Linked DNA regions of Homo sapiens: region 1 is linked to region 2. A link is a loop called in an ENCODE intact Hi-C map of the cell type or tissue named here. Cell type or tissue: heart right ventricle. All regions are shown on one strand. Each heading gives the region's core, and the rest is flanking DNA. Links, peaks and the distances in the headings are about the cores only.

Evidence for each region. A loop is a pair of places that touch in the nucleus more often than their neighbours do. Peaks named below come from ENCODE experiments on the same cell type or tissue, not always from the same donor. Only the 100,000 strongest peaks of a DNase experiment are listed, where the experiment ranks them.
Region 1: a loop joins it to region 2, with 3 times the contacts of the local background. A loop is called at or near these places in 9 of 110 quality-filtered maps.

What each region holds. Positions count from the first base shown.
Region 1 is chr16:46,963,468-46,978,918 of GRCh38, reverse strand. DNAJA2 (DnaJ heat shock protein family (Hsp40) member A2) reads left to right here and starts at 5,245. Exons shown (of 9, transcript NM_005880.4): 1 at 5,245-5,424; 2 at 6,964-7,023; 3 at 7,347-7,570; 4 at 10,755-10,835; 5 at 11,273-11,406; 6 at 14,112-14,308. The coding sequence starts at 5,347. DNAJA2-DT (DNAJA2 divergent transcript) reads right to left here and starts at 5,147. Exons shown (of 2, transcript NR_186372.1): 1 at 4,794-5,147; 2 at 1-314. RefSeq lists enhancers at 4,834-4,923, 4,984-5,053, 13,018-13,743 and silencers at 5,484-5,533, 5,564-5,643, 5,794-5,843, 5,874-5,943, 6,294-6,373. In heart right ventricle, for the core only: no CTCF peak of the experiment used is centred there; a DNase peak (open chromatin) is centred at 8,608; H3K4me3 peaks cover 51 bases; H3K27ac peaks cover 1,567 bases.
Region 2 is chr16:48,153,477-48,166,448 of GRCh38, reverse strand. It overlaps ABCC11 (ATP binding cassette subfamily C member 11), which reads left to right. Exons shown (of 30, transcript NM_001370497.1): 30 at 1-676. ABCC12 (ATP binding cassette subfamily C member 12) reads left to right here and starts at 10,456. Exons shown (of 31, transcript NM_001393797.1): 1 at 10,456-10,608; 2 at 12,565-12,833. RefSeq lists a silencer at 101-270 and enhancers at 428-927, 928-1,429, 7,273-8,472. In heart right ventricle, for the core only: CTCF peaks have their summits at 1,183 and 1,389 (motif pointing right); a DNase peak (open chromatin) is centred at 1,398.

The DNA of each region.
Region 1 (15,451 bases), core at 7,188-9,687, 1.2 Mb after region 2:
CAGAGCAAGGTATGAGGGAAGGGGCTCAGAGCTTTTATGCCCAGGTGCCCCACCCTCCAGGAACCTCCACATGTTCAGCTATCCAGGAACTCCAACTCTGTCTTCTTGGGCCTTTTATGGAGACTTTACTGGACAGGCATAATTGACAACCATGTAAAAATGTGACTGGACAAAAAGGTATGATCTAATATTAACAGACTGAGTGGGGAAACCCAGCAAGGCCTGTCTGCTTAGATTCCTCATGGCCTCTCTGTGCAGCACTCCCTTCTTGAGGATATGGAACAGGACCCCTTCAGAAATGGAAGTCTCATGACCTACAATCAGACAAGATAGGTCAGATAATTCCTTCTCTTCTCATAATTAAAAATATATTTTTTTAAAGATAGGGTCTCACTCTGTCACCCAGGATGGAGGGCAGTGGCACAATCATAGTTCACTGTAACTTTCAACTCTCGGGCTCAAGTGATTCTCCCACCTGAGCCTCTCAAATAGCTAGGATGACAGGTGCACAACACCCAGCTAATTTTTTCTTTCTTCTTTTTTTTAGAGATAAGATCTTGCGGGCCGGGCATAGTGGCTCACACCTGTAATCTTAGCACTTTGGGAGGCCGAGGCAGGCAGATCACTTGAGGTCAGGAGTTCGAGACCAGCCTGGCCAACATGGTGAAACCCCATCTCTACTAGAAATACAAAAAATTTGCCCAGCATGGTGGCAAACACCTGTAGTTCCAGCTACTCGGGAGGCTGAGGCAGGATAATCACTTGAACCTGGGAGGCAGAGATTGCAGTGAGCCAAGATCGTGCCACTGCACTCCAGCCTGGGTGACAGAGTGAGATTCCGTCTCAAAAAAAAAAAAAAAAAACAACTCGCTATGTTGCCCAGGCTGGTCTCAAATTATCCTACCACCTCGGCCTCTTGAAGTGCTGGGATTACAGGTATGAGCCACCACTCCCCAGCCCCAGCTAATTTTAAAAAATTTTTGTAGAGACGGGTCTTGCTATGTTGTCCAGGCTAATCGAATTTTTTTTTTGAGATGGAGTCTCGCTCTGTTGCCCAAGCTGGAGTGCAGTGGTGCGATCTCCGCTCACTGCAAGCTTGGCCTCCCGGGTTCACGCCATTCTCCTGCCCCAGCCTCCCAAGTAGCTGGGACTACAGGTGCCCACCACCACGCCCGGCTAATTTTTTGTATTTCTAGTAGAGACGGGGTTTCACCGTGTTAGCCAGGATGGTCTCGATCTCCTGACCTCGTGATCCACCCACCTTGGCCTCCCAAAGTGCTGGGATTACGCGCATAAGCCACCACGCCTGGCCTTTATGTATATTATGTATATATTATATATATATTACAGTGGTAATGAGGTGTGTGTATATATATACACATATATGTGGAAAACATATATATTCATATTCATATCTCATATTATCACAATAGACATATCTTCTCCACTATTTTTCCCACACTAATTGTTAGATGGCTAAATTTATTGGGTCAATTTCTCTGCTTACTATACCACTGCAATTATATAAGCAAACTGAACCTTTGGAAAATGCTAATTAATAAGGCAGGGTTTGACACGACTGGGTTTGAAAGGCCAGCAGTGGGGCTAGAAATACCTACCACATACAACTGTGCTGCCCCATCACTGAATAATCTACTTTAAGCACTGAAAGAAATTCAGAGATTATTCAGTGATCCAAGTCCCACAATTTTTTCTTTCCAGAGTACCAACAATCATCAAATTATGTGGTCCTGACACCCTCATAACAAGAACCATCAGTACCTTCTTCTGTATCCCCCCAAAATATTTTAACCTGCATCACTTACTCTATACATTCAAACCTAGTTAAAGCAGAAAGCAAAACTATTTTCTGACTGCCTCAATGATATATCTGGAGTTGTCTAAGTAATGGATTACACAGTTCCCAATTACTTGTGAACAGTATCAATGGTCTTCAAAAATACTACAGTTCCTATACCCCCCGTCCCAGTCCATATCCACCTCCTCTCCATCCCAACCCTTCACAGTTACACAAGCATACTAAATCAAAGCAAAGGAATTGAACACCAATATAAGCCTGGCAGAAATCTGAAATCACTGCCGCCTCAAACTTTAGATCACTGCAGCGCTCAGGTGTACTGTGACTCAGCATTTTACAGTGCCTGAGACATGAAATGAGATAAAGGTCCTTTTCCCTTCACAGCATTGGCTAAACATGAAGCCAAAATAAATATGCTACCTCAAAACAGTTAGTGGCTGGAACATTACAGTGCTCACACTGACACAGGTTTATCTCAGTCTGTGATCCTTGGGAGGAGACCCTGTGTCAGTTTAAGCACACAAAGTTCTTCTGAAATAACTCGAGCTATAAAATTAGCAAATTATGCTGACTACAATTAATACCCAGAAATGGAGAAAATATTGCAAAGAAATGAAAATGAAATTCAAAAATAGTTACTGTGGTTACTGGTCTAGTCAGGTAAAAAACTAAAATAAAATAACAAGAACAAAAGAGGGAATTTACCCAGCTACTCTTCATTACAATATCAGAAGCTAAAATGGCATCAAGAGAGAATTTTTTCCTCTTGCAAAAAAAAAAACTGAGTAAAACTGAAACAAATAGGAAACTCCAGCCCTTTTAAACTGTTCATGGGCAGAAGGAAAATAAGATAAAACAATATGAAACAAATAAGATAAATTAATATGAAGGTTGCAACAAAGACAGATTTTCAGTTCATATTCTTACGTGGAGCAGGAACTAACAGAGAAATGAGACGAGAGAAAATGATAACTGACAAGCAAGGAGATTTGGGAAGATGAGGTCATGAAAAGGGACGGAGGGGCATTCCCCATAGGTAATGGAAGAAGTCAGGGAATCCCAGTAGAAAAGCCAGAAATTTAAATGAGCAAAGACAACGTAAGCATATGGGCCAAGAACAATAGTTTATACTTAATTTCTTTTAGCTTCTTAGTAATTTTTTAAATTTTAATTATTTATTATTATTTTGAGACAGGGTCTCACTCTGTCACCCAGGCTGGAGTGCAGTGGTGTGATCTTGGCTCACTGCAACCCCCACCTCCTGGGCTCAAGGGATTCTCCCACCTCAGCCTCCCGAGTAGCTGGGACTACAGGCGTGCGCAACCACCCCCAGCTAATTTTTGTGTTTTTAATAGAGACGGGGTCTTGCCATGTTGACCAGGCTGGTCTCGAACTCCTGACCTCAAGTGATCAGGACTTGAGGCAGGAGTGATCCCGCCTCAGCCTCCCAAAGTTCTGGGATTACAGGCCACTGCGCCCAGCCCTAAGTAATAGAAATGTATAACTCTTTTAAACCAATGATATAAAAAATAACAAGCCCCATCTTACACCTGAGGAAACCTCAGAAAAGTTAAGTAACTTGCTGAAGGTCACATTGTTCCTAAATGGCAGAGTCAGACTACCAACCTACACAGTCTAACCTCGCCATAACTTTACACCGTCTCTTACGAACATCTCAAAATGTGAAAAGTAGAGAATTGGATTTTACAGCCGTGCATGAGGATGACGTCAGCATTTACACGGCAATGGCGGTTGGCAGAGGCAGTGGCTCAGGCCTGCAATCCCAGCACTTTGGGAGGCCAAGGTGGGTGGATGATTTGAGATCAGGAGTTCGAGACCAGCCTGGTCAACATGGTGAAGCTCCACCTCTACTAAAAATACAAAAATTAGCCGGGCATGGTGGTGGGCGCCTGTAATCCCAGCTACTCGAGAGGCTGAGGTGGGAGAATCACTTGAAGCCGGGAGGTGGAGGTTGCAGCGAGCTGAGATGGCGCCACTGCACTCCAGCCTGAGCGACATAACGAGACGCTGTTTCAAGTAAAAAAAAAAAAAAAAAAAAAAAAACAAAAGAGTTCGAGATCCTACCACAAAAGGTACAAACGAAGGGTGGTGGGAACTCGAATGAGATAGCAGTGTTCACCAGTGCCCAGTAAAGGAAGACTTCACAGAGGGAGCAGGATTTCAGATGGGATTTGAGGAAAAGGGTTTAAGGACTATTAATGACTTATCACTGATTACTCTTAGGGTTTTCAAGCTAAATTTCAGAGTCCTTGTCATGGAATTCAGGCCCTCCACAACTAGGTCAAAGGGAACGCCAAGGAAGAAACATTATCCTGAGTGAGATGCTTATGCTGAAGTCTTTGCTATCAGTTCAGGTTCCAAGGGATCAGAAAACCTTACTTTTCTGTCTCCATAAACCGTAAATGGGTTGAAGGCAGGCACTTTTGTAACACTCCTCTCCCCGGACCAGGCCTCTGTACATCATAGCACTTGGTAGATGCACAGCATACTTTCTGAGCGAAACTAAAACGAATGTAAATCAAGTCACCTGGTGGCCAGACTTGCCTTACACCATCTAAACCTCTGGTGTTAGCTAATTTTAAAGCTATCAAGTAAGAGGCTTAAACACGTGGTCCAGATGCAACATGTGGACCTTGGTTTGGACCCGGATGCCACAAACCAATTGTAAAAGGACATGAGATCATCTGAAAAACCTAAATATGGACTGGGAATTAGATTAAGGAATTGTTAATTTCATTAGATGAGATTACATCGTTATGCCTTTAAAAGTTGTCTCTTAGATATTAAATATATACACTTAGGGTATTTATGAATGAAACGGTTTCCCTTAAAACACTAGAAATGTATGGTGGAGCCAATGAAACAGGTAAAAGGTAGCTAACTGCACTATGGGGAGTAATATACTGCTTCTGCTAAATGTTTCAGAATTCTCATAATATAAAACACAACATACACACACACGCGCCCCCCAGTTTTTTTCATCGTAAGCCCCGAGGGAGCCAGACCCAGAGGGTCCACCGACGTCCCGGATTCTAATAACGACATCTGCGCGCCAGGCGGGCCTCCTGCGGGAGCCGGGGCCCATTTTCTTTCGAAGCTAACGAAGCTGCTGCGCAGGCCTGTTAATTCCCTCAGCAGCCAGTGCGAGGTTAAACACGCGACCTCGCAACCATGGCTTTTGAGAGGAAGCTGAATTCCTGGGGTGCGCCGTGCACAGTTCTTCATTTCCTACGTTGGCCCTGCCCAGCCGCCTGGACCTGGAGGAAAACAGAGAACCTGGCCCACTCTTCAATACTTCGACCCCAGTGGCCGCGCCTCGGGCGCTCGGGGGCGGGCTCTGCACAGCGACGTCACGGCGCACCGTGCGCTGGGTCAAAGTTCAGCCCCGCCCCCGCTTCCCCCTCGCTGTCTCCCTCGGCCTGTGCCGCCGCCGACGCCGCTTGTGGGCCCGACTCCGCTCTGTCTGCTTCGCCACCTTCTCCCCGAGCACTGCCCGGCCGGCCGCCATGGCTAACGTGGCTGACACGAAGCTGTACGACATCCTGGGCGTCCCGCCCGGCGCCAGCGAGAACGAGCTGAAGAAGGTATCTGGGAGCGGGCCGGGCGGGTGTGAGGGGCGCGGGGCCTGCGCGGCCAGGGATGTCTTCTTCAGCCAGGCCGCGCTACTGGGCTGCCCGCGAGCCGGCGCCGGCCGTGACTGGCCCGGGCTGGGAGTCGGCGGCGGCGGCGGGACCGGCCTCGCCGCGAGCCGCGCACTCCGGCCTCGGCTGACCTTGGGGCCGCCGGCCCCGCCCGCCCGCAGATGCAGCAAATAAAACTCACTCCTGCGCAAACACGATGGGAGCCCTTCCTTCCTCCCTCCTTGAACGAGCGCCGGGGGCTGGTATCCCCCGGGAGGCAGCAGCTCGCCCGGTCCTTCGCGTCGAGGTCACCACCCCGGAAAAACAGGTTGGACCGAGGTGCTCAGCGCATCCCGGCCCCGAGAGAGAAGCTGTCCGCCCCGCGGCCGTCGGCCCCGGGTCTGGTGCTCCGCGGGGAGGAACGGCGGGGAGGTCGAGGCCGCCCCCACAGAGCGCCTCGGGCGGATGGGGTTGTTTCCTGGGTTCCGCGGCCGCCGGCTGCGGGAGCTCCTCCCTCTCTGCGTCCCTCGCCCATTGACCCGGAGGTAGCTGGGTCTGTGTTTGGATGCATTGTTCTTTGGGCAGGTAATGCTAATGTCCTGTACCTGCTTAGGAATAAGCCGTGGTCCCAGCCAAACGCCTGAGTGTACAGTAAACATAAATAGAAGGCCTTATTATTGCTATTTGCAATGCTGCGATATCTTTCATCTCAGGATTTCAAAGCACACGAGGCATTTAAGCCCCACAGCATCCTCACCAGGCTAAGAGCATCCAGATTTGTAAGCCGAGAAAAATGAGAATGCTCCTTAGGCAGTGAGAAGAGTACAGTGGACTTCCTGTTACCTTACCGGAAATGCTAGTCTGTATTATATAATTCACGAGCCTCCGTGAATGAAGATTTAAGTGCTTTAGGACCCAAACACCTCGTTGAGAGTGTGTGCAACTTCTCTACCACCGAAGTTGCCACCACGACCCCAGTTAACCACCACGTGCAAATAAAACACCAAAAGACGCTAACTAGGACCACCTTTACTTTTTCATGATGTTACAGTTAGAAGGAAGGCGTGAGCCATCGGGAGCAGGAATTGTGACTTTAGCTTGATTTATAGTAATGTTTTGCAGTCCGCAAAGCTTAACAGTCATTTATCTCGAATTTATTAGGGTCGTCTTGGTCTGGTTACTTGGCCATCAAAGACACTTGACAATAGGGAAAATATGGATAATGTTTGAACGTTTTGTTTTTCCCTGTGGCATTGCTTCATTGTTTTATCTGGTTTTCACGTCACTGTAACCTGTTTTCAAGTATAGCTGCTGTCTACTTGGTTATATTACATTAGTAAACAGTATCGCGAGAAAGTGCCGAAGAATCCCTACGAATAGAAAATATTTTTGAAAGGTTATAACTCTAGAACATTACTTCTCAGAAAAGTGGATATTAAGTTATTACAAAACTTTTAACTGGTGTTTAGTTATAACCTTTTTTGTTTTTATCCATTTTCAAAGGCATACAGAAAGTTAGCCAAGGAATATCATCCTGATAAGAATCCAAATGCAGGAGACAAAGTAAGTTATTTGCACCTTTTTTATTCCGGGGGTTTTAGCTTTAACTTAAATTGCCCTCCTTGAAAAAGAGGAATGTTGCAGGAAAAAAATCCAACTATGCCCACACAGCCACATTTTCATAATGTCAAGAGTATTTTAGTTTTAGAATAAGAGTACTACCATTCTGAGGAGCGGTGGGTGGTAAATAGAACCAGAATCAAGTCAAAGGTAACTTGTCCCTTTTTTTTTTTTTTTAGAATTAAATGGATTCTGGATTCCTGTAGCTTCTCCCCACTCTTCTACTTGAAAATGCAATTATTTTTATTTTTACCTTTTCTTTATAGTTTAAAGAAATAAGTTTTGCATATGAAGTACTATCAAATCCTGAGAAGCGTGAGTTATATGACAGATACGGAGAGCAAGGTCTTCGGGAAGGCAGCGGCGGAGGTGGTGGCATGGATGATATTTTCTCTCACATTTTTGGTGGGGGATTGTTCGGCTTCATGGGCAATCAGAGTAGAAGTCGAAATGGCAGAAGAAGAGGAGAGGACATGATGCATCCACTCAAGTGAATATCTTGTTTTGTTGTTTTAAAAAATTAAGTACTTTTTGTCAAGTGGGATAATGACTCAGTAGATGAAAAATCTCATAGAGTGTTCTGTCCTTCATTAGAAAAACTTCCATTTGCCTTGTCTTCTTTTGGTGACTAAATTGAATTTGATTATCTGAATGTTTCTATTTCGCTGTAGCTCTTAAAAGGACAGTCGATATTTTTTAATGAGAGGAAGGTGGTTTTATATGGTTCTGAGGCTGCTTGTTATTATAGGACTTAAAATTTCAACTGTGAAGATCATTTTCTCTCTCTCTCTTTTTTTTTTTTTGAGACCGAGTTTCGCTCTTGTCCAGGATGGAGTGCAGTGGCACAATCTCAGCTCACTGCAACCTCTGCCTCCTGGGTTCAAGCGATTCTCCTGCCTCAGCCTCCCAAGTAGCTGGGATTACAGGCATATGCCAACACACCCGGCTAATTTTGTATTTTTAGAAGAGATGGGGTTTCTCCATGTTGGTCATGCTGGTCTCGAACTCCCAACCTCAGGTGATCTGCCTGCCTCGGCCTCCCAAAGTGCTGGGATTACAGGCGTGAGCCACTGTGCCCGACCTTTTTTTTTTTTTTTTTTTTTTTTTTGAAATGGAGTCCCTGTCGCCCGGGTTGGAGTGCAGTGGCACCATCTAGGCTCACTGCATCCCCCTCCTCTCAGGTTCAAGAAGTTCTCCTGCCTCAGCCCCCCAAGTAGCTGGGATTACAGGCACCCGCACCATGCCCGGCTAATTTTTGTATTTTTTAGTAGAGACAGGGTTTCGCCATGTTGGCCAAGCTGGTCTTGAACTCAAGTGATCTTCCTGCCTCATCCTCCCAAAGTGCTGGGATTACAGGCATAAGCCACTGCGCCCAGCCTATTTTCTTTGAAGTATATGAATCTTCCAAGTTACCTTTTATTTAAAAACTAAAAATGAGTGACTGTCTGCCTACTTTGTGTACATGTTAGAGTCACTCATTACTTGATCCTCAGTGTGAACTCTTCTGAGTTGGTTTCCATGGAGCTTGCTGGCTTCCAGCCTGACCTTAACCTGCCAACACATGAATGGTGCCTGACCTTGGTCTTAGACTGTGAATCCACAAGCCCTCTCCAGTATGAAAATAGCTGTTTCACTTTGCAAAATCTGGGAGGTCTTTTTTCCCATTCTTTTTTTCATGGACCAATAAATGATTTTATTAGCAAATGTCAGTGGCCGAAGTTCAGGTACTTATTTAAAATATTTCATAATATCCTAGTTTATACACTTGAGTAAATTAGAGGAAGTCATGTTATCTGTTAACTTTGAGTCTCATTGAATCCTTAAATTTGTTTTTTAAAAGAATTTACCCTCAGAAATTAACATTTGGATACCATTCCAATGGTAATATTTGTGCAGTGCAGGTTAATTCGTTTATATTTTTCTTTAATATAGAAATGGTCTAAAAAGAAAATAGGGTCAAAAGAGTGCTGTCTGTACTTTATAGTTCTTCATGTTTAAAAAAAAGTTATGCTATATAGTGAAAGTTTTCTGCTGTTTTAACATTTCAGATTTTCCTGTTATTACAAATACTATGTTTATAATACTGCATTCTATGATTTATTTACCTTTTATATAGGGTATTCCCAGGTTTTTTCTCTGTAATAGATACTGCTGCTATGAGTATCTTTATGTAGAGCTTTGTTTCTCCTTGGCAGAGATTCCCAGGCAGGCATGAGTGTTTTGAGGCTGATAAATACAACTAAATTGCCTTGCAGAGGGATTGTGCCAGTTTAGGCCCCACTAGTGGAGAGTGCCAGCCTTGCCAAACCATTACCTGCATTTTTCCTTCCTTGGCCTTCTTTGTTGAGATGTGTATTTTTCTCTGGCTTAGGATACTGGTTGTGCATACCAATTGTAATTTAATATGTAGGGGAAGAAAGCCGATTTTCTTTAAATGATTTGTTATGCAGAGTATACAAGATGCAACAAGCGTTTTGGTCTAAAGCTCAGCTGTTGATAGGTCATTATTTGACAGTGTTGTTGGTAATGTTTTGTCCATACGTGTGGTATTCTTATCCTGCCTACAACAGTTTTAAGTTTCTGAGAATAACAATTTTAAGAAAGTTTGAATATCACAAAATAGTATAGGTGCTTTGTAAAATACTTTAAACTATTTTTTTGTTCCTCTAACTCCCAGGATTTTAAAGCAGATCATTACGGGATGACCATTACTAATCTGAAATCTGAAATGCTCCAAAATATGAAACTTTTTGAGCACCATCATGATGCCACAAGTAGAAAACTCCACACATAAGTACTTGTCTCACTCTGTCCCCCAGGCTGGAGTGCAGTGGTACGATCTCAGCTCACTGCAGCCTCAATCTCCAGGGCTTAAGCAATTCCCCTGCCTCAGCCTCCTGGGTAGCTGGGACTTCAGACATGCCACTACACCTGGCTAATTATTTTTTATTTTTTGGTAAAGATGAGGTCTCTCTAAGTTGCTCAGGCTGGTCTTGAACTCTGGGCTCAAGCAATCCTCCCTCCTCAGTCTCCCGAAGTGCTGGGATTATAGGCATGAGCCACTGCACCTGGCATGAAAAACTATTCTATCCCTCCTTTCTGTCATACTATAGGTAGGGCCACTTTTATTTTTTTTAAGACATATGCCATCTAAGTGACTCCCTTAAGCCGAAATATAACTTTGTAGCCTTTCTAAATTGTCCATGGAGGAAACAGGGACTCTGGAGCCAGATACCTATGTGATCTTGGGCAAGTTACTTGACTGTTCTGTGCCTCAGTTTTATCACATAAAATGGGAATAATAATTGTACCTCTTCTGAAGGGTTTTTATTAGGAGTTAGGTGGAGGGCTTATGCCTCAGAACAGAAGGTTGTGATATTTGAGTTTGCGAAGTCATCAGCTTTATCAGAAATTCCACCACAGCAAATTGTTGGCCTGATGCTATAGGCTCTGGCTTTGGGTATCATATATGTACTGTCTGTAGTCATAAAATATTTCTGTTAATTTGAGCCATAATATAAGCCTCAGTTTAATTGATTTAATGTGAGATTATGAGGTGTTTTTGAATTCTGTTTTAAAAGTTGATAACGAATTTGCTGTATCAGCTGTTACTTATATCTTGTATTTGACAAAATGTGGCAAAATTTGATTGAAGCCGATTCTTTTCTTTCCAGAGTATCTTTAGAAGATCTGTATAATGGCAAGACAACCAAACTACAACTTAGCAAGAATGTGCTCTGTAGTGCATGCAGTGGGTAAGTGTGTCTTCTGGTTTATTGGGTACATTTTGTCTGTTCTTTTAAGTATCACACTGAATGTCTGTACCACGTAAAAATTGTTATAAGTTAAAACTTACGGCTGGGTGCGGTGGCTCACACCTGAAATCCCAGCACTTTGGGAGGCCGAGTCGGGTGGATCACCTGAGGTAGGAGAATCGCTTGAACCCGAGAGGTGAAGGTTGCAGTGAACCAAGATTGCGCCACTGCACTCCAGCCTGGGTGACAGAGTGAGACTCCATCTCAATAAATAAGTAAAAAAATCTTAGCAGAATGTTTTCTGATACTTCTGGAAGTCAATTTAAATACAAGTTATTGGGGTTGAAGATGAAGGTAAAAGCACAATTTCTGTGTGTCATAGCTTATTGGAGTGGTTTGTGGACAAAAACCTAATGCATAACTTGTGCTTGCTTTAGCCAAGGCGGAAAGTCTGGAGCTGTCCAAAAGTGTAGTGCTTGTCGAGGTCGAGGTGTGCGCATCATGATCAGACAGCTGGCTCCAGGGATGGTACAACAGATGCAGTCTGTGTGCTCTGATTGTAATGGAGAAGGTATGTGTGCCAGTACTTCTCTGCTTTTATGTTGGAATGGATTGGGAATGCAGATATTGGAGAGGTTTACAATTTTTTATTTCAAAGGGTATTTGTATACATCTTATTAAAGAAAAAGGAGGCCGGGTGCGTTAGCTCATTCCTATAATTCCAGCACTTTGGGAGACAGAGGTGGATTGCTCGAGCCCAGGAGTTTGAGGCCAGCTTGGGCAATATAGGGAGACCTCATTACTATAGGAAAAAAAAGTGTGGAAAAATATGTAATGAGGGGCTCAGGGCATGTCTGTGGTCCCAGCTGCGTGGGAGGCTGAGGCGGGAGGATTGCTTGAGCCCAGGAGTTCGAGGGAGCAGTGATCTGTGATCATACCAGTGCACTTCAGCCAGGGTGACAGAACAAGACCCTGTTGCAAAAAATAAAAGATAAAAGTGTGAAAGTAATTACTCCATTATGCCTAAGCCCAGTGAACATAGAGAAACAGTAGATTTGTATTGTGTTAGTGAAAGGTGACTCTTTTTAATTCAGAAAAGAGGAGCAAGGTGATTATTTGTCCCTTTGCTATTTCCTTCTTTATCAAATATAACCTTTTATTTACTCTCTCTGTAGGAATGACCACCATAGGAGGACTATCTCCTTTATCACATAGAACCTTTTAAACTACAAAGGGACAAATAATCAAATAATAAATAACTAAACAAGTAGTTGTTTAGTTATTCTGATAAGTGGAAGATTTCACTGTAACCTTTAGTTAGCTTTTCAGAATTGATCTTGAGATTGAAGCTGTCCTTACAGAAGTAAATAATTTAGTCTTTGTGGGCCAAATAGTTTTTGTCACAACTACTCATCTCTGACCTTTTAGTGCTTTTATGGCCACAGACACATGGATATGGCTGTGTTCTGATTAAAATTTTAATTATAAAAACACATAGCTCCTCCCACCCCTGCCATTCTAGAGCAGTGCTATCCAATAGAATTTTTTTCTGTGATGATGGAAATGTTCTGTATCTGCAGTGTCCAGTACAGTAGCCATTAATCACCTGTGACTACTGCATATTTCACATGTGGCTAGTGTGACTGGAGAACTATTTTAAATTTGAATTAATTTAAACATAAACAAGTAGCTACAGGTTGATAGTGGCTACCATATTTGACAGTATAGTTCAATAGCATCCTTTTCCAAATTGCTATTGGAAGTGATGAGATAATTATGAGAAGTTACATATGATATTTCCTTCCTGGAGAGTCTTGGCATTTTACTTTATTTTTTTAAATTATTATTATTTTTGGAGATAGGGTCTTGCTGTCGCCTGGGCTGGAGTGCAGTGGCACACTCTCGGCTCACCGCAGCCTCCACCGCCCACGCTGAAGCAATCCTTCCACCTCAGCCCCTCGCCCCACAATTAGCTGAGACCATAGGTGCTTGCCACCACGCCCAGCTAATTTTTGTATTTCTTGTAGAGATGGGGTTTTGCCACGTTGCCCAGGCTGGTCTCGAACTCCTGGGTTCAAGTAATTCTCCTGCCCCAGCCTCCCAAAGGGCTGGGATTACAGGTGTTAGCCACCACTCTTGGCCTGCTTTTATTTTATTATAATTGCTAACTCCCACTATCAAGAAACCAAAGTTAACTGAAATCTTTCTCATGTACCATTACATTTTTCTTTTTTCTTTTTTTTTTTTTTTTGTGAGACGGAGTCTTGCTCTGTTGCCCAGGCTAGAGTGCAGTTGCGTGATCTCAGCTCACCGAAGCCTCTGCCTCCCTGGTTCAAGTGATTCTGCTGCCTCGGCCTCCTGAGTAGCTGGGATTACAGGCGCCTGCCACCACGCCCGGCTGATTTTTGTATTTTCAGTGGAGACGGGGTTTTGCCGTGTTGGCCAGGCTGGTCTCAAACTCCTGACCTCAGGTGATCCTCCCGCCTTCGCCTCCCAAAGGGCTGGGATTACAGGTGTGAGCCACCATGCCCGGCCACTATTACCATTTTGAAGAACGTGTTTTGCAGAACATACTTTGCACAAGTACTGTTACAGAAACAGTCCCTAAATAATCAGTTATACACTTCTTTCTAAGCCTTCAAATGTGCTGGTAATTAGCCATTAGAAAGTGACGCAGTTTTTTCACACTATAATATGTATAATCACGGTTTTGCTTTTTAATACCATAATTATAAGAGAAAAGCTGTGTTGCCCTAAACATGGTATGGATACATTACATTCTGAAATAGTGGGAAGCTGAGTCCTTCAGGCAGTCTGCAGTAGTAAGATGTAAGTTTTTGTTATTCAGAATAGTGCTTTTTTTTGTTTTGTTTTGAGACATGGCCTCACACTGTCACCCAGACTGGGGTGCAGTGGCATGATTATAACTAACTGCAGCCTCGAACTCCAGCAGTCCTCCCTCCTCAGCCTCCCCAGTAGCCAGGATTACAGGTGTGCACTACCACGCCGGCTAACTTTTTTTATTTGTAGTAGAGGCAAGGTCTCACTGTGTTGCTAGGCTGGTCTCAGATCCTGAGCTCAAGTGATCCTACCACCCTGACCTCGCAAAATGCTGGGATTGCAGGCTTGAGCCACTGTGCTTGGCCTCAGAATGCTGCTTTGAATAAAAATTTAGGTAGTGATTAAAAGAAGTCCAGAAAGCATATTTAAAGAATAAGGGTATTAAGAGTACAGTATAGTACTCTTGCTGAAAGTTTCAATGACTTCTCTTTCCAGGAGAGGTAATTAATGAAAAAGACCGCTGTAAAAAATGTGAAGGGAAGAAGGTGATTAAAGAAGTCAAGATTCTTGAAGTCCACGTAGACAAAGGCATGAAACATGGACAGAGAATTACATTCACTGGGGAAGCAGACCAGGCCCCAGGAGTGGAACCCGGAGACATTGTTCTTTTGCTACAGGAGAAAGAACATGAGGTGATTTTCCTTTTTTTAGTTTTTTGTATTTTGTTTTATTCAGAAGTACTTCTTGCTTGTGAGAAATAGGTTAGATCTGTTTGGAGTCCCTGGAGCAACACTGAACACTGGTGAAGTTAAGGGCATCATGGTGAGTTCCTAAGACGGGCTTGTGTAAGAAAGACTAACAAGGCAGGTGCAGTTAGAAGCACTGTAAGAGTCAGTTTTAGTCCTGGCTTGGTTTCTTCCCCCTGCCCCTCAGTTGGAGTTTCACTCTTGTTGCCCAGGCTGGAGTGCAATGGTGCGATCTCGGCTCACTACAACCTCTGCCTCCCGGGTTCAAGTGATTCTCCTGCCTCAGCCTCCCGAGTAGTTGGGACTACAGGCATGCTTCTTCACTCCTGGCTAATTTTTATTTTTAGTAGAGACAGGCTTTCTCCATGTTGGTCAGGCTGGTCTCAAGCTCCCAACCTCAGGTGATCTGCCTGCCTCAGCCTCCCAAAGTGCTGGGATTAAAAGCGGGAGCCACCGCGCCTGGCCTTGGTCTTTTTTGTGTGTGTGTGACGGAGTCTTGCTTTGTTACCCAGGCTGGAATGCAGTGGCACGATCTTGGCTCACTGCAGCCTCCACCTCCCAGGTTCAAGCGATTCTCCTCTGGCCTGGTCATTGACTAACACTTTAACCATAGGTAATCTTACTGTCTCAGTTTCTTTGTTTATGAAAATAAGGGCACTGGGTGTTGGACCAGTTGATCTAAGGCAGCCTGTATTTTCACTGTGAAACTCTGCTGCTCTGTCGATTTGGTTTTTACTTATTGGGTACCCAAGTGAGCTATCCTTGAAAGGGTTCTGGGATTTTTTTTAAAAAAAATATTTTTTTAGAAGCTTCTGAAGAATGTGGTCACTAGTGTATGTTTTGGGGGGTTTTTGTTTTTGAGATGGTCTTGCTCTGTCGCCCTGGCTGGAGTACAGTGGTGTGATCTGGGATCACTGCAACCTTCGCCCCTGGGCCCAAGCAATCCTCCCATCTCAGCCTCCCAAGTAGCTGGGACAACTGGTGCACCATCATGCCCATCTATTTTTTTGTTTGTTTGTTTTTTGGGGTTTTTTTTTTTTTTGTATTTTTAGTAGAGACAGGGTCTTGCCATATTGCCCAGGCTGGTTT
Region 2 (12,972 bases), core at 80-2,579:
AGGATGCCTGTTTTGAGGTCTCTGTTTCTCTTCTCCTAGCTCTGCTTTCCTTTGTTTGGCTTCACTTTCTAACTTCCTCTTGCCTCATGGTGGCAATATGGTTGCCTGCAGCTCCAGGTTCACGTCCTACACACTCTGCACCCCCCAGGTCTTCTTGCCTCAATGATTCCAGGGTGAAATCTCACTGGGCCAGCTTGGGTCATGTGCTTGTTCCTGATCAATCATGTGCTAGGCTGTTGGCATACTGTGATTTGCCAGGCCTGAGCCACATGCCCATATTTGGGCCTGGGGATGGGATTTGCTGCCCTAGATCATGTAGACTGAGAATAGAAGAGGTTGTTTCACCAAAGTAAAATTGTGCCTGAGGGAAGAATGGATATGGATGCTGGCCAGGCCCCAGATAGCAGCTGTCTACTATGATTGTTTACTGAAGAGCAGCATAACTTACAACGTATGACAACTGAAAATAAAATAATTTGTTTTCTCTCTTTCTTGTTCTCACTCCCCCACCCTCCACATGTGGTTACAGACAAATAGAAAAGGCAATCATTTTCAACTTACTTCTGGGGAGACCTTGTTGTTGGGGGAAATATGTTTCAAAGTACTTTCCTTTTTATTCCAGATTATGATGTCTGATTTTCAAAAAATGCCATAAAAAATCAATTTAGTAAACCAATATTTCTCACTCTCTTGCCTGCACTGGTGCTGGGGATGAAATGGTGTCCCTGCCCTCAGGGAATTTGGAATCTCGTGAGGGTAAGTAAACAGTAAAACTGTAAACAAGTAAACAGGCCGATCCAGAACAGGGCTACCTGAGGCTAGAAGCAGGAACAGGATGCAGAGGAAAAGGCAGCCCCCGGGGACTTCCTGGAGGCAGTGTGGGCACAGTTTACTGAGACCTGAGCACTGAACAAACATTTACTCCAAGGAAGGGGACTGGGGCAGGAAAGAATGTTCAAGGCAGAGAGAACAGCAAACAAATCCCTGCGGGAATGAGCTACTACAGGGGCTGATGCAATCCTTGGACGGAACAGGAGAAGTCCGGTGCCCTGGAGCGCGAACCTTCTGTTCCCCATTTGGGACTCTCTAGTGGCACCTGCTTCTCCTTCTAGGGGGTTTATCTTTCTTAAAAAACCTTTGCTCTGTTATTCCCTTCCCCTCAGTCCTGGCTTTTTTCTTTTTTGGGCCCTGAAGTGTCCCTGGGAACCCCATATGCTACCATCCCATCACAGTTCAGCTGCTCATCTGCCCATTGAGGGTGACTCTCCTTCCTCTGCTTCCCCATTCCCAGAACTGCTGTGGGACACTGCCCTCATCACGGGTGAGGGAGCTCTCTACACACTGGCCCTCCCCAGGCCAGATGCAGCTGCCGTCTTTTCCTTGAGCGACCAGCAGATGGCAGCCTCGTCCCAAAAATGCGGTGATGGCCCCACTGGGCTTCTGAGCTGGCCGGATCCCCGGAGATAATTCGCCACAAAAGTGTTGACCCCTGGAGTCAGAGGACAGGAAATAGAGCCCATTTCCACTCAGTGTGCAGAGCCCCATCCCATCTGCCCCCGTCCCCACCTCCAGCAGCAAAATGTGAGAACCATTGGCTCCGAGCAGTAATAAAGCAGAATTTTTTGAAAAATACCATTAGTTTTTTTAAACAACATTGATTTTACATATATATATATATATATGGAGAGAGAGAGAGAGAGAGGGAGGGAGGGAGGGAGGGAGGGAGGGAAACGGAGTTTCACCTTGTTGTGAAGGCTGGAGTGCAGTGGCGCGATCTCTGCTCACTGCCACCTGGTTCCAGCGATTCTCCTACCTCAGCCTCCTGAGTAGCTGGAATTATAGGTGCCTGCCACCACACCTGGCTAATTTTTGTATTTTTAGTAGAGACGGGGTTTTGCCAAGCTGGCCAGGCTGGTCTTGAACTCCTGACCTCAGGTGATCTACCCGCCTCCGCCTCCCAAACTGTTGGGATTATAGCTGTGAGCCACCACGCCCAGCCAATATTGTAATATTTTATTCCTTAAGCTGAGTGGTGAGTGTATGAGGCTTTGATTTTTAATAATTCTTTTCACCTTTTCAGGTTTCAGAAATGTTTTATGATAAACATTTAAAAATTGGTATTTGGTCTTTCAAAAATAATACTAAAATAATTATAATGAGAGAATGCAGGGCTTTGCTGTGCTTTGTTATATTTATTTGATGGTTTGTTATTATTTTTATTTTCAATTCCATACTGGCGGAGAGGAGGTCATGGAATTTTTTTAGAGGTTCTAGAGGCATGAGTTGGGGTGATGTTGTCAGAGGCATTTGAACCAGATCAACTCCATCTTGAATAGGGGCTGGGTAAAATAAGGCTGAGACCTACGGGGCTGCATTCCCAGATGGTTAGGGCATTCTAAGCCACAGGATGAGATAGGAGGTTGGCACAAGATACAGGTCATAAAGACCTTGCTGATAAAAAAGGATGCAGTAAAGAAGCCGGCCAAAACCCACCAAAACCAAAATGGTGAAGAGAGGGACCTCTGGTTGTCCTCGCTGCTCCACTCCCACCAGCGCCATGACAGTTTACAAATGCCATGGCAACGTCAGGAAGTTATCCTATATGGTCTAAAAAGGGGAGGCATGAATAATCCACCCCTTGTTTAGCATATCATCAAGAAATAACCATAAAAGTGGACAACCAGCAGCCCTCGGGGCTGCTCTATGGAGTAGCCATTCTTTTATTTCTTCACTTGTTTTTTTGTTTTGAGACGGAGTCTTGCTCTGTCACCAGGCTGGAGTGCAGTGGCGCGATCTTGTCTCACTGCAACCTCCGCGCTCCCGCCCCCCTGGTTTAAGCGGCTCCCCTGACTCAGCCTCCCAACTAGCTGGGACTACAGGCGCCCGCCACCACGCCCAGCTAATTTTTTGTATTATAGTAGAGACGGGGTTTCACCATGTTAGGCCAGGATGGTCTTGCTCTCCTGACCTCGTGATCCGCCCGCTTCCACCTCCCAAAGTGCTGGGATTACAGGCGTGAGCCACCGTGCCAGGCCCCTTTACTTGCTTAATAAACTTCCTTTCACTTTACTCTATGGATTCGCCCTGAATTCATTCTTGCGTGAGATCCGAGAGCCCTCTCTTGGTGTCTGGATTGGAGCTCCTTTCCTGTAACAGTGTGGTCCACAATGACAGCAACTGATGTGCAGAGCAAAGGAGGCCACAGTCACGCTGGCCCTGCCTGCCCTGCCCTCTGTCTGCAGCCCTGGACAATATCGTAAGAGAAACTGGTAAATGAGCAGTCTTCAGAGACCAACCTCTATGGTGGCCAGAGCACCATGCTGTGCAAGGCACCAGCAGAAAGAGGGGAAGACTCAGACTTCAGTCTTTCCGGTCCGGAAGGGCTTCTTTCAGAAAAGTGGCTCCAGAGGGCAGCCCCAGCCTAGAAGGCATGGACCTTTGGGTCACTGGAAAGGTCCCAGGAGGGAGTGGCTGCCTGGAGGGGCAGGGAGCTCACCGTGGCTGGGAGCATTTTCTGGCTCTGGAAAGCTCTCTCCAGTGCAAGGTGAGGGGCAGTGTTCTTATCCCCAGGCTGGGAGCGGGTCCCCCAAGGCTGAGTGCTGGGAGAAATTCTGCATACACCTCTCTGTGGACTGGGACACTGGAATGCAATAATGGAAATAATAACGCCTGACAGCAGAAGTTTTCAAACTTGAACTTGAGTATCCAAATTGCCTGGAGGGCAAGACACAGATTGCTGGACCCCAACCTCATATAGTTCCATCCAGTAGGTCTGGGGTTGGGCTTAAGAATTTGCCCTTCTAACAAGGCTCAGATGTTGCTGATACTGCTGGTCTCTGGCCCGTGCTCTGAGAACACAGAGGTTAGCTGAGAGCACGTGTCCCATATGATCTAGACAGGAAGGGTCCAGGCCCCCATGTGAATGTGCTTCCCAAAGTTCCTGTGCTTCCGGGCACTTTGATTTGCATGACCTCTTTTAACTCTGCCTTCCTGAGCATCCCGCTAGGCCATCCATCCTCTCCTTTGCTCCACTGCATTCATCTAGCAGGAGAATTCAGCACTTCTCCTTATTTCCTTTGTATGTGTAGACCACTTGAATGAAGGGTGGGGTCAAAAGAATTGTTGACAGCAAGTCAACAACTTCCAATTGAATATCAACCATGTGCTTTCTTAAGGAGTCCCTCACCATTCTACCCACTCTGGCTCTGGTTTCCTCTCTGGTTCTCTAATTACTGTCTGTGTTCTCCCTGCCCCCGCCTCCCAATTCTTGGACACATTTTATGCAGAGCAGTTTAGTTCTCCCTTCTGGTGCCCTTTCCTGCCAAGCAAGTCATTAGGGTGTCTCTGACTGCCCCAAGAGACAGATCAAGGCAGTTGCTAAACAAAAACGGTTCCCACCCTCTGATTCACTCTGGTGCCAGCTGTTAAGATTGTAAAATTTCACCCCATTATCCTAAATGTCCCCTAATCTGTCCCCCGGCATCATTTAGAAAATTCTGTGGAATCCAACTGCTTCAGAGTCAGAAGCAATTTTAGAAGTCGTCAGTCCAGCTGTTCTTAGCCTGTGGTCCATGGACCTCTTAGCTAGATTCAGGGCATCTATGAATTTGGATGGGAAAAAAATGACATCTTTATTTTTACAAACTGAAATTTGGTGTTTTCCTTGATGGGGCAACAAATAGATAGTATTAGCAGTATCTGTGACTTTGTTACCAATAGAAATCAGCGGTATTCTCAAATCTCATTTCAATTGTTTCAGATGTCTCAAAATATCACTTACATGCATCAATGCTTTGAAATTATAATAGTCATTAGAACTTCTGCTAGATCACATTACTTAGTGCATCAATATAGAAGCATATACCTTACAGTATTCAGCTGTGTTTTATACATATTATCATAAGCACATTCTGCATAATTGGTTATCTTTGCAATCCTATGTACTTTATCTCATGCATAGAAATACTTTTTCTGAGAATATACTAGAATGCCAAAGAGGTCCATGGCACACAAACAATTTAAGAACCTGCATTTAACTCAGCTCTTTGATTTTCTAGAGGGAACTCGTGTCCCAGGCGGAGGAGATACCTTGCCCACAACCACACCACTGGCTTTTAATAGGCTGGTTTAGAACTCGAATATAAAACAGGAGAGGGGGCTGGGCGCAGTGGCTCATGCCTGTAATCCCAGCACTTTGGGAGGCCAAGGTGGGCGGATCACCTGAGGTCAGGAGGTCGAGACCAGCCTGGCCAACATGGTGAAAAGCCATCTCTACTAAAAATACAAAAATTAGCCGGGCGTGATGGCATGCGCCTGTAATCACAGATACTAGGGAAGCTGAGGCAGGAGAATTGCTTGAACCTGGGAGGTGGAGGTTGCAGTGAGCCGAGATCGAGCCACTGCCCTCCAGCCTGGGCAACAAGAGAAAAACTCCATCCCCAAAATAAAATAAAATAATAAAATAAAACAGGAGAGGGAAGAAAACGAGAAGGATGAAGCAAGCAGTAAGGGCTGGGGATAAAGGCCTCACCCCCAAACCAGCCAGCATGGCCTGCTCAGAGCAGGGGGACAGATAGGCTGCCCCTTCATGGAAGTTCTATTTCTAGTGCCTGACAGCCCCTTACGCAGAGCTTGCCATCCAGTGCGGCATCTCTGAGGAGCATTAGTGCAAAACTGTGATTCATCAGAGCAAAGAGGAGTACACTTTGCTGACTTGATAAGCGTGTTTCTTGCCAAATCCTTGGTTCCCAGATACTTAATGGGTAGCATTGTACTCTAGAGAGAACCGTACCGATTTGGAAACTTCTGTTCTGATATGAGGGTCTCAGTCCCTCTCAGTGGCATTCACTGAAATGCTCCCCACCTCCTTCTCCCCTCACATATCAATATCCTTCACTGATCTGGGGTGTGTTCATGATTTAGACTTAACAGAGCACTTCCTCGCATATAATTGCATATAAGTGCATGCCATAAGATTGTGTACAGTTACTAGAGATGGCTGAGTTTTTGCTCTAAACTCCTTAACAGCCCATGCAAAGAAAGAAATAGGTTTATTACAAGATTGTTATGACCACCATTTAAATGGAAAATTCATTTGTTTGCAATTAGCATAGTTTTCCTGATTCTGAGAATGGATTCTTTGAGAATTCTTTCTCATGTTGGGGGCAGGTTTTAACTCCTAGGATCAGCTCTCTGAGCCAAGGGGCTTGCTCAGGTCTTTAAGCTGTTAAGTGGTGGAGCTGAGAACAGCACCCACATTTTCTGGCTGTGAAATATTTTTGTTCTTTATTAGAGGGCTTGTTCTCTGACTGTTGCATGCATGTATTTCTGGCTCACGAATCCTATTATTGCTTTACTTACATATATTTCTTCCACTTACTGTTTTAAAAGTCCATGCAAATTCCAATTACTTTCCAAAATCACTTGACATCAGCTTTGTTTGACAGTCCTTTTATATCGCTCGCCTTAGTTCATTAGGCAAATAAAGTGAAAAATCCAAACCCCTTCTTTTAGCAGAGACATCAGTGTATTTCTACTAGACAGATTCTAATAGCAACCCAGGAGGTAGAATTCTTACTTCTAGCGAGATTCTGCTAATTTTTTTTTTTTTGAGACGGAGTCTGGCTCTGTTGCCCAGGCTGGAGTGCAGTGGGGCACGATCTCGGCTCACTGCAAGCTCCGCCTTCCGGGTTCATGCCATTCTCCTGCCTCAGCCTCCCGAGTAGCTGGGACTACAGGCACCCGCCACCACCCCTGGCTAATTTTTTTGTATTTTTAGTAGAGATGGGATTTCACTGTGCTAGCCAGGATGGTCTCTATCTCCTGACCTCGTGATCTGCCCCCCTCGGCCTCCCAAAGTGCTGGGATTACAGGTGTGAGCCACCGCGCCCTGCTGAGATCCTGCTAATTTTAAAATTCTTATTCACAAACAATAGCTACCATTTATTGAGTGTTTGTTTAAGGCACTGTGTTTAAGCGCTTCACTTCCATGATCCACTTTAATCCTTAGTTAATTTACAATGCTTTCAGGATAGTGTTTTCATTTTGTAGTTGACGACATTGAAATTTAGAGATTTTGAGGACAGATCTGATTCCAGAGTTTCTACTCTTAGCCACTGTGAGCTATTGATTCTATGTAACTGCACACACTGATTTCTGAGCACTTCTTGGGGCCTTTGGGCCAAGTCTTTCTGCTCTTTCTCTCTTATCTGTCTCTTTCCGTCTTTGTCTCCCCACTCCTCTCTCTCTATTTTTTTTTTCAGACAGAACCTCACTTTTTTGTTGTCATTGTTAAGACAGAGTCCTGCTCTGTCGCCCAGGCTGGAATGCAATGATACAATCTCGGCTCACTGCAACTTCTGCCTCCAGGGTTCAAGCGATTCTCCTGCCTCAGCCTCCCGAGTAGCTGGGACTACAGGTGTGCATCAGCATGCCCGGCTAATTTTTGTATTTTTAGTAGAGATGGAGTTTCAACCATGTTGGCCAGGCTGGTCTTGAACTCCTAGCTTCAGGTGATCTGCCTGCCCAAGCCTCCCAAAGTTCAGGGATTACAGGTGTGAAGCACCATGCCCGGCGAGAACCTCACTTTGGAATAGAGACCCCACAGAACCTCAGAGCTGGGAAAATTTCCTTCCCATCAAGCACCAATTTTCCCTTGCCATGGAGCACCACTGCTGGTATGTGCGCACACAGACCCCTAATTTATGCATGTATAGTTATTTACAAGGATGTGCAGGGTGGACATGTGTTGAGGCTCGGACAACAATACCCCAAAGTATGGCACTTTGGCAGGCTGAGTACTTTGAACTGATGGAGTTTGGATGACCTCAGAAGCAGCCTCAGAAGCAAGTTCTCTCTGACCTTCTCCTGCCCTCCTGCACCCCTTGTGCACCTCTTCTCCCATGAGGTGAGTCATAGAAACCAGAGTTCCCCTTCCCCAAGGTGAGTCATAGAAATTCTTCCCCCAAAGCCACCGATAGAACCTAAAACTATGACTCAAACTTTCCTCCACCCTTCTGCACAGGAGCTGGCCGTAAAGAAATTCTCTGACCAACTTTGTCTGAGAGTAGGTCCTAAGACCCTCATTCCAGAGGGGTCGTGCCCCATACCTAGAAAGAAGAAATGCTGTGCAGAGAGGCCAAGAAGAATCTGAACAGACAGGCCCTGCTGGGTCCCCATCCCATCACCTCGGTCCATTACAGTTAATCAGAACTTTCTGTCCAATCGCATTTCTATACCACTGTCCATTCCTCATTGAGTCTAAGCATAAAAATGGACAGTTCTTCCTGAGCCTTTCGGTATTCATTTCTGAAGACTCACATGTCACATTAAACTTTGATGAAATAAAATTGTTATGCTTTCCTTTTGTTAGTCTGCCTTTTGTTACAAGAGTGTCAGCCATGACCCACATGACTGGTGAGGAAAAGTATCACACTTTTTCTCCCCTACACATGTATATCACTGTACACAATTTTTTTTTTTGAGACAGAGTCACTCTCATCATCCAGGCCTGAATGCAGTGGCACGATCACAGCTCACTGCAGTCCTGACTTCCCTGGCTCAATTCATACTCCCACCTCAGCCTCGCAAGTAGCTAGGACTACAGACACATGCCACCACGCCCAGCTAATTTTTGTATTTTCAGTAGAGATGGGGTTTCACCATGTTGCCTAGGCTTGTCTTGAATGCCTGGGCTCAAGTGATCCACCTGCCTTGGCCCCCCAGTACTGGGATTATAGGCCTGAGCCTCTGCACACAGCCAAAATAGAATTTTTAAAGGAAGAGGAGAAATATGAAAAGGATTTCTATTTTTTTTCTTTTTGTATTCCAGTGGATTATCTCGCCCCCCCGCGAGCTGTGTGTACACCCAGGATGGGCCTCAGTTCCCTGACTATGGGTGAGTCCACGCTCTGCCTGGAACAGGAGCTTGGCTGGTCTTTTCCTAAGGACTTCCTTGGATACAGACCGGACAGTCCCTCTCCATCATTCTCCACTCTGTTTCCGGCTAGGCCCACCAATCTTCTTGCGTAGCGCCCAATACTGTTTGTCTGGGTGGAAATCCATCTCCGCCCAGCCTTTCATGGAGATAGAGGAAAACTGATCGGCATTCTTCCTCCATAAACTTGACAGCACTTGACTCCGTTTGGAAGATTGTGGAAGCGAGTCTTTGCTGTGTTTATGAGACCCCCGGGGTTGTTGCGAAGATCAAGTGATAAAGAGGATGAAGAATTTTGCGATACACAAAGGGCTCCAGAAATGTCGAGTGATATTATTAGCAGTGATTTGCATTCATGAAGGGAAGAATGGACGGAAATTAAATGGAACACTTTGGACACGTGTAAGGAAACTGCTGTCGGTCTAGCTCACTCCCCAGGCCGGGGAGCCTTCCTGGGAGGACCCATTTTCCTACACAGCTGCCCACAGCCCCTCTCCATTTCCACCTCCCTCTAGGTAGGAAGGGAACTCAGGTTGGGCAAAGGCGGTGAATTCGCATCTCCAGGAAGCGGCGGGGCCGGAAGGCAGCCAGCAGGGGGCGGCATTGCGCAGGACAGGAGAAGGTAGCGGCCAAGTTCCTCATGAAATCCACGTGCGTGAGGCTGGGAAGGTCCTCTAAGATGTTTAAATAACCCTTAAAGCGGAATCAAGATTTGTTTTTTTCTGCAGTTAGAGAGTTTGCTCCCTCCCAGCCGGCTCGCTGAGCGCTGTGGAACCCTTCGGCTGGGCTCCCCTGAAATCGGGCGCTTGTTCTGGGACAGGCGCAGAAGGGACCCCGGGAATCACGCTTGCGCTCGGGATGTGCAGGGTTCCAAGGGTGACACAGGGGAACTTTTCTATGCAAGGGCTAGCTGCTAGTGCAGGTCTCAGACTTACCTTCCGTTCATTTCAAGACAAATTGAGCTCAAATTACCCTTTTCTTTTTCGTTAAATGAATGGGGAATGAATGAATGAGATTTTCTGTTTTGAAGATGAGGCTCATCTCCCCTCCCCTCGCCTCCCCTGCCCTCCCCTACCCCTGCCCTCCCCTACCCCTGCCCTCCCCTCCCCTCCCTTCCCTTCCCCTGATCCCAAAGTTGATTCCCGGTTGCAGGAACACAGCGTAGAAAATTCGATGCATTCTCTCAGGAAGGAGCCTGGAGTGGGACTCAGGGGACCTGGGTGCTGGTCTCAGCCCCACGCCAGTCGTGGACAGGCTTCTGTTCCTTGGGCTTCTCGTCTGTAGAATGACGGTTGGAGAGAGGATTTTTCTCCTTCTCTTCTACAAGGATGTGCTGTGACAGCCAGGGAAGGGCTGGCCATGCACAGTGCTTTCATGCATGGGCTCTGACTGTCACCAAAGAGCCAGACCCGGCCACAGGCCATCCTGGAAGAGGGGAGAGCCCTTTAATGTGGGCAGAGGGAATGTTGGCCCGCCAGAGTTCCCTCTCAGGTGTGGTGGGAGTGGCAGTTGAATGGGGCAGTTGGAGAGGAGGACTTCAGGCGGGTGGGACAAGAGAAACTGAATCTGAGGTCCTTGGGGAGAAGCAGGCCCTGGAGTCCTGGGCAGCAGATGCCAGGCTCTGAGCCCCATGACTGCTGACCCTCCTCCCCTCCCTCTCATCCTCAGCCCAGGTAAAGCTTCATTTCCAGCCCAGGTAAAGCTTCTCCCTGTAACAATTAGTGGCCACCATTTAGTCCCAAGGGCCTTTGTTTCTCATCCTCAGGACAGGCTGTGTGTGTGTGTGGTGGGGGGTTTGGGGGAGGTGACACCACTGAATGGGGCTGCCCAAGTGGGAGGCAGCAGGGACGAGGCTCCCAGAAGAAAGGCAGCCCCTCTTCCACTTTTGGAGCCCCCGCTATCATAAAAGAAAAGGCAGAAATGCCAAGACGCGATTTCAAAATCTCTGAAATACAAAAGCCTACATTGAATATTTTAAGTCTTTTCCCACACATGCACAAACACAAACACATATACAGGGTAGTGTTCACAATTTAATTATGGGATTTATACCTCCCCCCCAAAAAAAAAGACCTGGAAAGCTTTACTGCAGTTCTCATATGAGGTTTTCATCTTTCTTTCTTTTTTTTTTTTTTTTAACTTTTAAATATATTATTTTCCTGGGAGGGTAGATTTGAATTGCTCTGAATCCAGGCTCTGCATCCTTCTTTGATCGTGTCGGAATGTGTCTGTAACTGGATGGATGACCTCTTTTGGAGATGCCATCACTGGCCACTGTTTTAGGCCTTCTGGGAGATGAGGGTACTTGAGCAAAAGCACCCCCACTTCCCTTCCCACACCCCCAGCTTGGTGCTGTCCCCTGCATGCACTTCCCTCTGCCACCTCTCTGCCTCTCCCTGCCTCCCAACCCCAGTCCCTCATCACTCACAGGGCTTTCTGATCTGGCTGCCACAGGTGCCTGGGACCTGGGGACAGACAGGAGAGGTGCGGTGCAGGCAGGGCCTGGGAGAGCTCCCCAGTGTCTCCTCTGTGCTGGAGGCCAGTCAGGCCCTGGAGGAAGGGGCTGTGGGAGTTGGGGGAGACCATCAGATATTGATAACTTTGGTGGCTTTAAATTAACAATGGATTTATTAAGAAAGAAGTAGGGCTGTAGTCTCATACCTGGGAAAAATTTTATGACTAAAGGTGTGCCTGCTTTTGGTTGATGGAGGAACTCCCATCATGAGCACCAAGGAAGACCCAGAGTCCAGTTCTCAAACATAAAGTTGTTAATTTTCTGGGCTAGACAGGGGCAGAAATGAAATATAACAGAGCAAAGTGGGCAGGTGTGGAAAATGGTTCTTCTTGAGATGACTTCTAGACATCTTTTGTTCTCTCTTGGGGCAGAGACAAGGATAGAGAAAAAGGCCTCAGGAAACACTATAAGGAAGACAGCAGTGCCAATGCAATAATAAATGTTACATGACCCCAAATCTCAGAGTCACAGAGACAGTAAGGAGTGGTGGGGATTGTGGCAAACTAAAGCATGTATACCCTGCCCAGGAGGGGCTGCCGTGCTCAACGTAAGTGGATTGTCACCACATGAACATACAGAGCTCTTGATATTTGACGAAAGCCAGAAGCCAGTCTTATTTTTTTTTTAATGTGGTATCTCCTCATTTTTAAATGTTTTCCACAAATTGGAAAAAAATGTTTAAACTATGCAGGCCATATAAAATGGAACTGCAAGTTGTACATGGTCTTTGTGTCCTGTGCTCTAAACAGAGGCCTTCCTGCTTCTGCCTGTCCAGTCTGTTGAGGTTAGGTTAGGAACCCCCTGCCTGCTAGCAGAGGGGTGCACCAGTGACTTTTTGGCATCTCCTGCCAACCCTCAGATGCTCTGCATGGAAAACACAATGCCAAGAACAGAGCCATGATGGCTGCAGGGACCCTGGCCCGGTTGGCACTGCCTCCTCCCAGCTCTCATCAGCTGTGTACCCCTCAGACCCCATCCTGTGATTGCCAGCAAACAGATTTCTCACCCCAGGCAGCTCCTCACTCCTGGCAGAGGATGGCGTGACAGACGGGGATAGAGACGTTAGCCAAAGCAGGCTTCCTGATTTTAAAAAAAGTCTCATTTTTCCCCCCAGGGCTGCCAAATTTAGCAAAGTGCCATTCCAGCTGCAATGCTTCCAAGCCGCCTCAGATCATCAAAACTTCACATGCCCTGGGGAGCACTCAAGGAAATTACCTTCTAGCACCAATTTCCTATGCGCGCTGATTACTCAAACCTGGCCAGGGAGGCCTGGCCTCCAGTGTTTGGCATCTGGGACTCAGGAGCCCTTAAGACAAGCTGATGACATCTTGCTGCCAGGGTCCCTTACCATTAGAAAAGGGAACCAAAAAATAGAAGTTATAGGTAAGGGTTCTCCACTGACAATGAGTTCCACCTTCTCAAAGGGGCTGGGAAAGATTAGCCTGGATGAGAGAGGACTAGCCACTGGGTGGCTGGGAGTGAGTTGTCGGAAATGACAATGGTCCTCAAATATCACAGGGCA